Linked DNA regions of Homo sapiens: region 1 is linked to region 2. Evidence: chromatin loops called from intact Hi-C (ENCODE). Cell type or tissue: psoas muscle. All regions are shown on one strand. Each heading gives the region's core, and the rest is flanking DNA. Links, peaks and the distances in the headings are about the cores only. Region 1 has its middle 36 kb from the start of LINC02247. Region 2 overlaps RXRA (retinoid X receptor alpha).

Evidence for each region. A loop is a pair of places that touch in the nucleus more often than their neighbours do. Peaks named below come from ENCODE experiments on the same cell type or tissue, not always from the same donor. Only the 100,000 strongest peaks of a DNase experiment are listed, where the experiment ranks them.
Region 1: a loop joins it to region 2, with 2.3 times the contacts of the local background. A loop is called at or near these places in 10 of 110 quality-filtered maps.

Annotation. Positions count from the first base shown.
Region 1 is chr9:134,257,459-134,260,352 of GRCh38, forward strand. No RefSeq gene overlaps it. Among named protein-coding and RNA genes, the nearest start is that of LINC02247, 36 kb to the right of the region's middle. In psoas muscle, for the core only: no CTCF peak of the experiment used is centred there; a DNase peak (open chromatin) is centred at 1,585.
Region 2 is chr9:134,437,296-134,440,189 of GRCh38, forward strand. It overlaps RXRA (retinoid X receptor alpha), which reads left to right. Exons shown (of 10, transcript NM_002957.6): 10 at 1-2,894. Among named protein-coding and RNA genes, the nearest start is that of MIR4669, 59 kb to the left of the region's middle. RefSeq lists an enhancer at 1-235. In psoas muscle, for the core only: a CTCF peak has its summit at 1,340; DNase peaks (open chromatin) are centred at 1,256 and 2,353; H3K27ac peaks cover 2,500 bases.

The sequences.
Region 1 (2,894 bases), core at 303-2,802, 180 kb before region 2:
GGACGCGGCATTGCTAAAAATGGTGTTGGAGCTTGTGGGGATCTGTGAGAATAACAAGTTAATATTCACGAGGTAGGTCGTGGGCATTTTGAGGACACAATTGGAAATTTTTCCTAGACAATGTTAGGTGGCTGAGTAGCCACTTTCTGTGTATAAGTTGGAAATCTGAAAAATGATATATACTGAAACATAGAACTGAAACATGAACATTGAAGAGAAAGTTTGGGAATAGTCTAGTGGGAAGAGGAGAGAGAATTATCTCAGGAGCCAAAGAGGAGCTACTGCTGTTATTAATGTGAGTCTGAGCTTCCTAGTAGCCAGAGCAAGAAAGGAAAGCACTGTGGGCTTTGCAGTTTTTGCCAAGAAGAAGATACACTCAAGATCCCCTAGAGGAGGAATTTTCCTGGTGTGGAAGTCCAGAAATGATGATCAGATGTATCCTCGTAAAAGAGGAAGAGTCCGTGCCTCAGGGGCTTTTCTCTGAGTCCTCTGTAGACACAGGGCCTGATTTGATAAGGTGTTCCCTTGAGGTGTGGTGGTAGCTGAGCGGACACCGTGGCTTCCTGGCAATGGGGTCCCATGTGGACTTAGAGCAGAGTGGGCCGCAGGGCACAGGCTGCAGCCCCCCTCATTCCCCACTAGATCCTTGGAACCAGCTTGGTGGCCACGAGTACCAGGTGCTGGGTTAACCATTGTCCCTCCTCCCCCAGGACAATGAATGAATGGCATTAGGACCTGGGTCATCCCTTGGAGGCAGGAGGAATCATGGGGTGAGGGAACGAGGCAGAGCCCACTGGGGTGCTGCTGGGGTGGGGACTGGGAGAGAAATGAGAGCTGGGTCCAGGGTCCCAGGTAGGTCTGAGGCTGCCTGGGGCTCCTGTTGGACAGGTAAGTGTGGGTGTGCTTGGTGGCCACACCCAGACCGAGCTGCACCATGCCCAGGTCTGGGCTGCAGGTGTCAGGGGCTGTGAGCTCTGATTCCTTCTGGAAATACGGCTCAGGGGGCACGGGGTGCACTCTCTGGCCATTTTGCTGTCCAAGCGTCCTCCCCGCTGCCCCATTGCTAGGGCTCGCAATGCCCATTCCACAGCCATCTGGGCAGATGGCAGAGCGGGATGGGCCGTGGGCCAGCTGCTCCTGGCATGGCCGGGCCGAGGGGAGGCTTGCCCTCTAGGGCACTGTGTTTGTCCTTCTACCACAAACCACATCTGTTTCTCTCAGTGAGAACCACTAGTGAGCCCCTGAGCCCCCAGCCCCCTGACACTATGGTGGTCAGAGGGACTGGCCTAGGTCTTGGTTTTCTCAGAAGTTTCTGGAAGGCCAGTGGCTGTCGGAGAAAAGATTCAAAGCAAAAACACTGAAGAGTTGAACCAGTTCTCTCCCTGAAGTTGTTTGGACGACAGCCTGGGTTGGGTGCTCTGGGTGAGATGGGGCTGGGGGTGCAGCAGAGAGCAGGGCACCCCACCTCCCCTGGCCCCCCGATCCCCAAGCCCCAGGCCCCCATGCCTCGGGGCTCCCTGTCCACATACTAGAGGACTGAGCAGGCAGGAAGCTGGCATGCAGCCCTGGCACTGCTTCTGATGGGTGCCCGTGTGGTGCCAGCCCTTGTCTCTGGGCCCTGGTGTTCCTGCTGTGGGATGGGGGATGGGGGCCATGGTCCCTGGGCAGGGGGCAGCCCTGGGGAGGGCCTCTCCTTCAAGACCTGGTGCCCACTCTGGCCCTGGCTGCATCTGGCCAGTGCTCGCTGCAGGCCCAGGCCCCTGGCCCTCATCCCCCACCCCTGCCCCTGGCTTCTCCCAGTGGGGGCCGCCCCTTGCCCCTTGCCCCGCTAGCCCTCTGGGCTGTGTTTACCCACTGTCCATCTGCCCCAATGTGGGCAAACAGACTGAGGCCAGGCCCGAGACAGGGGAGATAAGGCCCGGCTGATGGGACCAAAGGTGAAGGGGTCACCTCGCTCCCCTCCTGTCAGTTTATTTACTGTCCTCAAACTGTCACCTGCCCTTCTGGGAACACAATGGCCAAAACCATGAGGGTGTTTCCAAGGGCCCCAAGTCTCGGCTCCAGGAACCCTGTGGGCTGCTGAGCTGCTGAGGAGATGCCCAAGGAGAACAGCAGGAGGGAAGGGGCTCCCCACTCACTTTGACCTGCACACTAACGCCAGGCATGGCCCTGGGCACACTGCTTACCTCCCACTGAGGCGGGTCTCAAGACAAATTCGAATTGTCAGCGTCTCCATTTTTCAGATGAAAAAACTGACACTCAGAGAGGCTGAGCCGCCCATCCTGGGGCGCAGGTGCAGTAAAGTGTTAGGGTCAGGATTTTAATTCCCATCATTCTGATTCTGGAATCCAAGCTGGTCAGGACAGCACCATTCTGCCTCCAAGTCTAGAAAAGACAGAGCAAGGACAGCAGCCAGCAGGGGTGGGCGAGGCGGGGCAGCCCTCGGGGCCGGTCTTACACACTGGCAGGCCCAGGCAGCGGGCAACAGCTCCGCCAGGCCCAGCAAAGACCCCACTGAGCGCCGCGCCTATCACACAGACACAGAGCAGGACAGAACTTCCATTAAACACAGGAAACACACCTTGAACACCCCCAAGAGCGAAGGCCATCACTTCTTGGCCGTCTGGGCTCGTCCTGGGCTTTGGGACTGAGACTCGGTCTATCCTCTTCCTGGTATTTTCCATACTTTCTGCTTCACCCTCTTCCCAGGGTCCCAATCAACAGAGGCAGAAACTGCTGAAACCGCTGTGCCAGGGTCTGCCCATCCGGGGCCTGCCCAGGGTGGCTGCAGAGACAGAGATGAGTAACTGCCAGCCGTGGGGACAGACCCGGGGCATGGGGCCCTTCCTTTGAGTGATGCTGATCAGCCACGGTTGACAGGAAGCCCACACCTG
Region 2 (2,894 bases), core at 267-2,766:
AAGGTTTCGGGGCCACCTCCAGGCTGCAGGGGCGGGTCACTCACCCCCCTGTTTTCTCTCTGCCTTGGTGTTCTGGTTTCAGACTCCCGACTCCCCGTTCAGACCAGAGTGCCCCGGCCCCTCCCCAGCCTGAGTCTTCTCCTTGCTCTGCGGGGTGGGCTGAGGCTTGTCCTTGTTTCCTGCAGGGCTGGCCCTGGCTCGGGCAGGGTGGGGCATCACCACCTCACTGGCCTTGCTGGAGGCACAGGGCTCTGCGGACCTGCAGCCATCTGTGAGGCCCGCGGGGATGGGAGGGGAGGAGGGTGGCCTGTTGGTTTCCCTCAGAGGGGGCAGGTGGCCTGGAGAGAGAGGGGCTCAGGAACTGGGAGCCTCGTGGGTGGGGCAGATGCTCCGCGGCCTGGAGTGGCTCTGCCGGGGCATTGGTGGGACCCCTGCTCAGGCCTTCTCTCTGGCTGCCAGTTGTGTCTAAAAGACTCTTGGAATCTGAGAACCCGGAGTCGCAGCGCCCTCGGGCCTGGGCCACACGCAGGCCCTGGTGGGACCACCCAGCCTGGTATTGTCCACGGACAGCGTTGTTCACCCAGAGCCTTACTTGGGAGCCTCACTGAACGCCTGCTCTGGTTGAAGGTGGGGTGGGGGCGGGGCTTGGGGCCTCCCTGGCTCAGCCCAGTGCGGCCTGGCGCTCCTCCCGCAGGCTCTGCCCCCGGGCTCCGGTGGTGCGGGGCCCTCTCAGGTTGAACTCGCCTCTTTTGCACTGGAAGGCCCTCCCTTTGGCCTGAGTACTTTTCCCGTTCACGCCTCAGTCCCGTGGACCCAGCCTTTGTCAGTGGCAGGTGCCTGAACAGAGGGTGGATGGGGGGGATACCGGAGGGGGTCTTGTCTTCCCAGCCGCAGTCTAGGAATGATGCGGGGGGGTGGACGCCTTCTCCATAGTCTTTCCCCACCTGGAGCAGGGGCTTCCTCAGTGGTGAGGGGAGCTGCCTACAGGTTGGACCGGGAGGCAGTGGCTTGGAGAGGCAGCTTTCCAGCCTTGGTGGGGAAGAAAGTGTCCATTCTTTGCCTTCCTGGAGCTCCCAGCCAGAGCTGAGCTTAGGCACCCGAGTGGAGCCTGCAGCTGAGTCTGTGCCCGAGACAGGCTGTCAGAGATTCCAGAAGCCTCTCCTCCCCGCCGCCCTCCACCCCTGCCTTTCAGCGTTGTGGATCCCTAGAGGTGGCCCCCTGCCCGATCCACCGTCCTGAGGCAGAGTGTTGAGCCTCATACCTGTACCAGGTCCCCGGCCAGCTGGGCCCCTCCCAGGCACTGCCAGGAAGCCCCAGCTGCCCCTGGCGGGTGTGGTGGAAATGGCAGGAGGGTGCAGGTACTCTTGGGGCCCCAGCGGTGGGAGTGCAAAAGACCCAACGCCAACACCTGGTGCCTTCTGCAGCCAGCGCCCACCCATCCGTGCCCGGACCCTTGGGAATGCCCGCGGCTCCAGAGGAAAAAGCCCAGGGACGGGGCCTCCGTTGCGGGGGGTCGGCTGCTTCTTGGGAACTTTGTCGTTTCCGGCGCTGGCTGGCTGGCTGGCTGGCTGTAAAGCACTGAAGCCCCCCGGCCGCCAACCCCTGAAAGCAGAACCTGGCCTCCCTGGCCACAGCAGCCTTACCCACCGCTCTACGTGTCCCGGGCACTTCCCGCAGCCTTCCCGTCCCTTTCTCATCGGCCTTGTAGTTGTACAGTGCTGTTGGTTTGAAAAGGTGATGTGTGGGGAGTGCGGCTCATCACTGAGTAGAGAGGTAGAATTTCTATTTAACCAGACCTGTAGTAGTATTACCAATCCAGTTCAATTAAGGTGATTTTTTGTAATTATTATTATTTTGGTGGGACAATCTTTAATTTTCTAAAGATAGCACTAACATCAGCTCATTAGCCACCTGTGCCTGTCCCCGCCTTGGCCCGGCTGGATGAAGCGGCTTCCCCGCAGGGCCCCCACTTCCCAGTGGCTGCTTCCTGGGGACCCAGGGCACCCCGGCACCTTCAGGCACGCTCCTCAGCTGGTCACCTCCCGGCTTTGCCGTTCAGATGGGGCTCCTGAGGCTCAGGAGTGAAGATGCCACAGAGCCGGGCTCCCCTAGGCTGCGTCGGGCATGCTTGGAAGCTGGCCTGCCAGGACCTTCCACCCTGGGGCCTGTGTCAGCCGCCGGCCCTCCGCACCCTGGAAGCACACGGCCTCTGGGAAGGACAGCCCTGACCTTCGGTTTTCCGAGCACGGTGTTTCCCAAGAATTCTGGGCTGGCGGCCTGGTGGCAGTGCTGGAGATGACCCCGAGCCCCTCCCCGTGGGGCACCCAGGAGGGCCCTGCCGGAATGTGCAGCCTGTGGGTAGTCGGCTGGTGTCCCTGTCGTGGAGCTGGGGTGCGTGATCTGGTGCTCGTCCACGCAGGTGTGTGGTGTAAACATGTATGTGCTGTACAGAGAGACGCGTGTGGAGAGAGCCGCACACCAGCGCCACCCAGGAAAGGCGGAGCGGTTACCAGTGTTTTGTGTTTATTTTTAATCAAGACGTTTCCCCTGTTTTCCTATAAATTTGCTTCGTGTAAGCAAGTACATAAGGACCCTCCTTTGGTGAAATCCGGGTTCGAATGAATATCTCAAGGCAGGAGATGCATCTATTTTAAGATGCTTTGGAGCAGACAGCTTTAGCCGTTCCCAATCCTTAGCAATGCCTTAGCTGGGACGCATAGCTAATACTTTAGAGAGGATGACAGATCCATAAAGAGAGTAAAGATAAGAGAAAATGTCTAAAGCATCTGGAAAGGTAAAAAAAAAAAATCTATTTTTGTACAAATGTAATTTTATCCCTCATGTATACTTGGATATGGCGGGGGGAGGGCTGGGACTGTTTCGTTTCTGCTTCT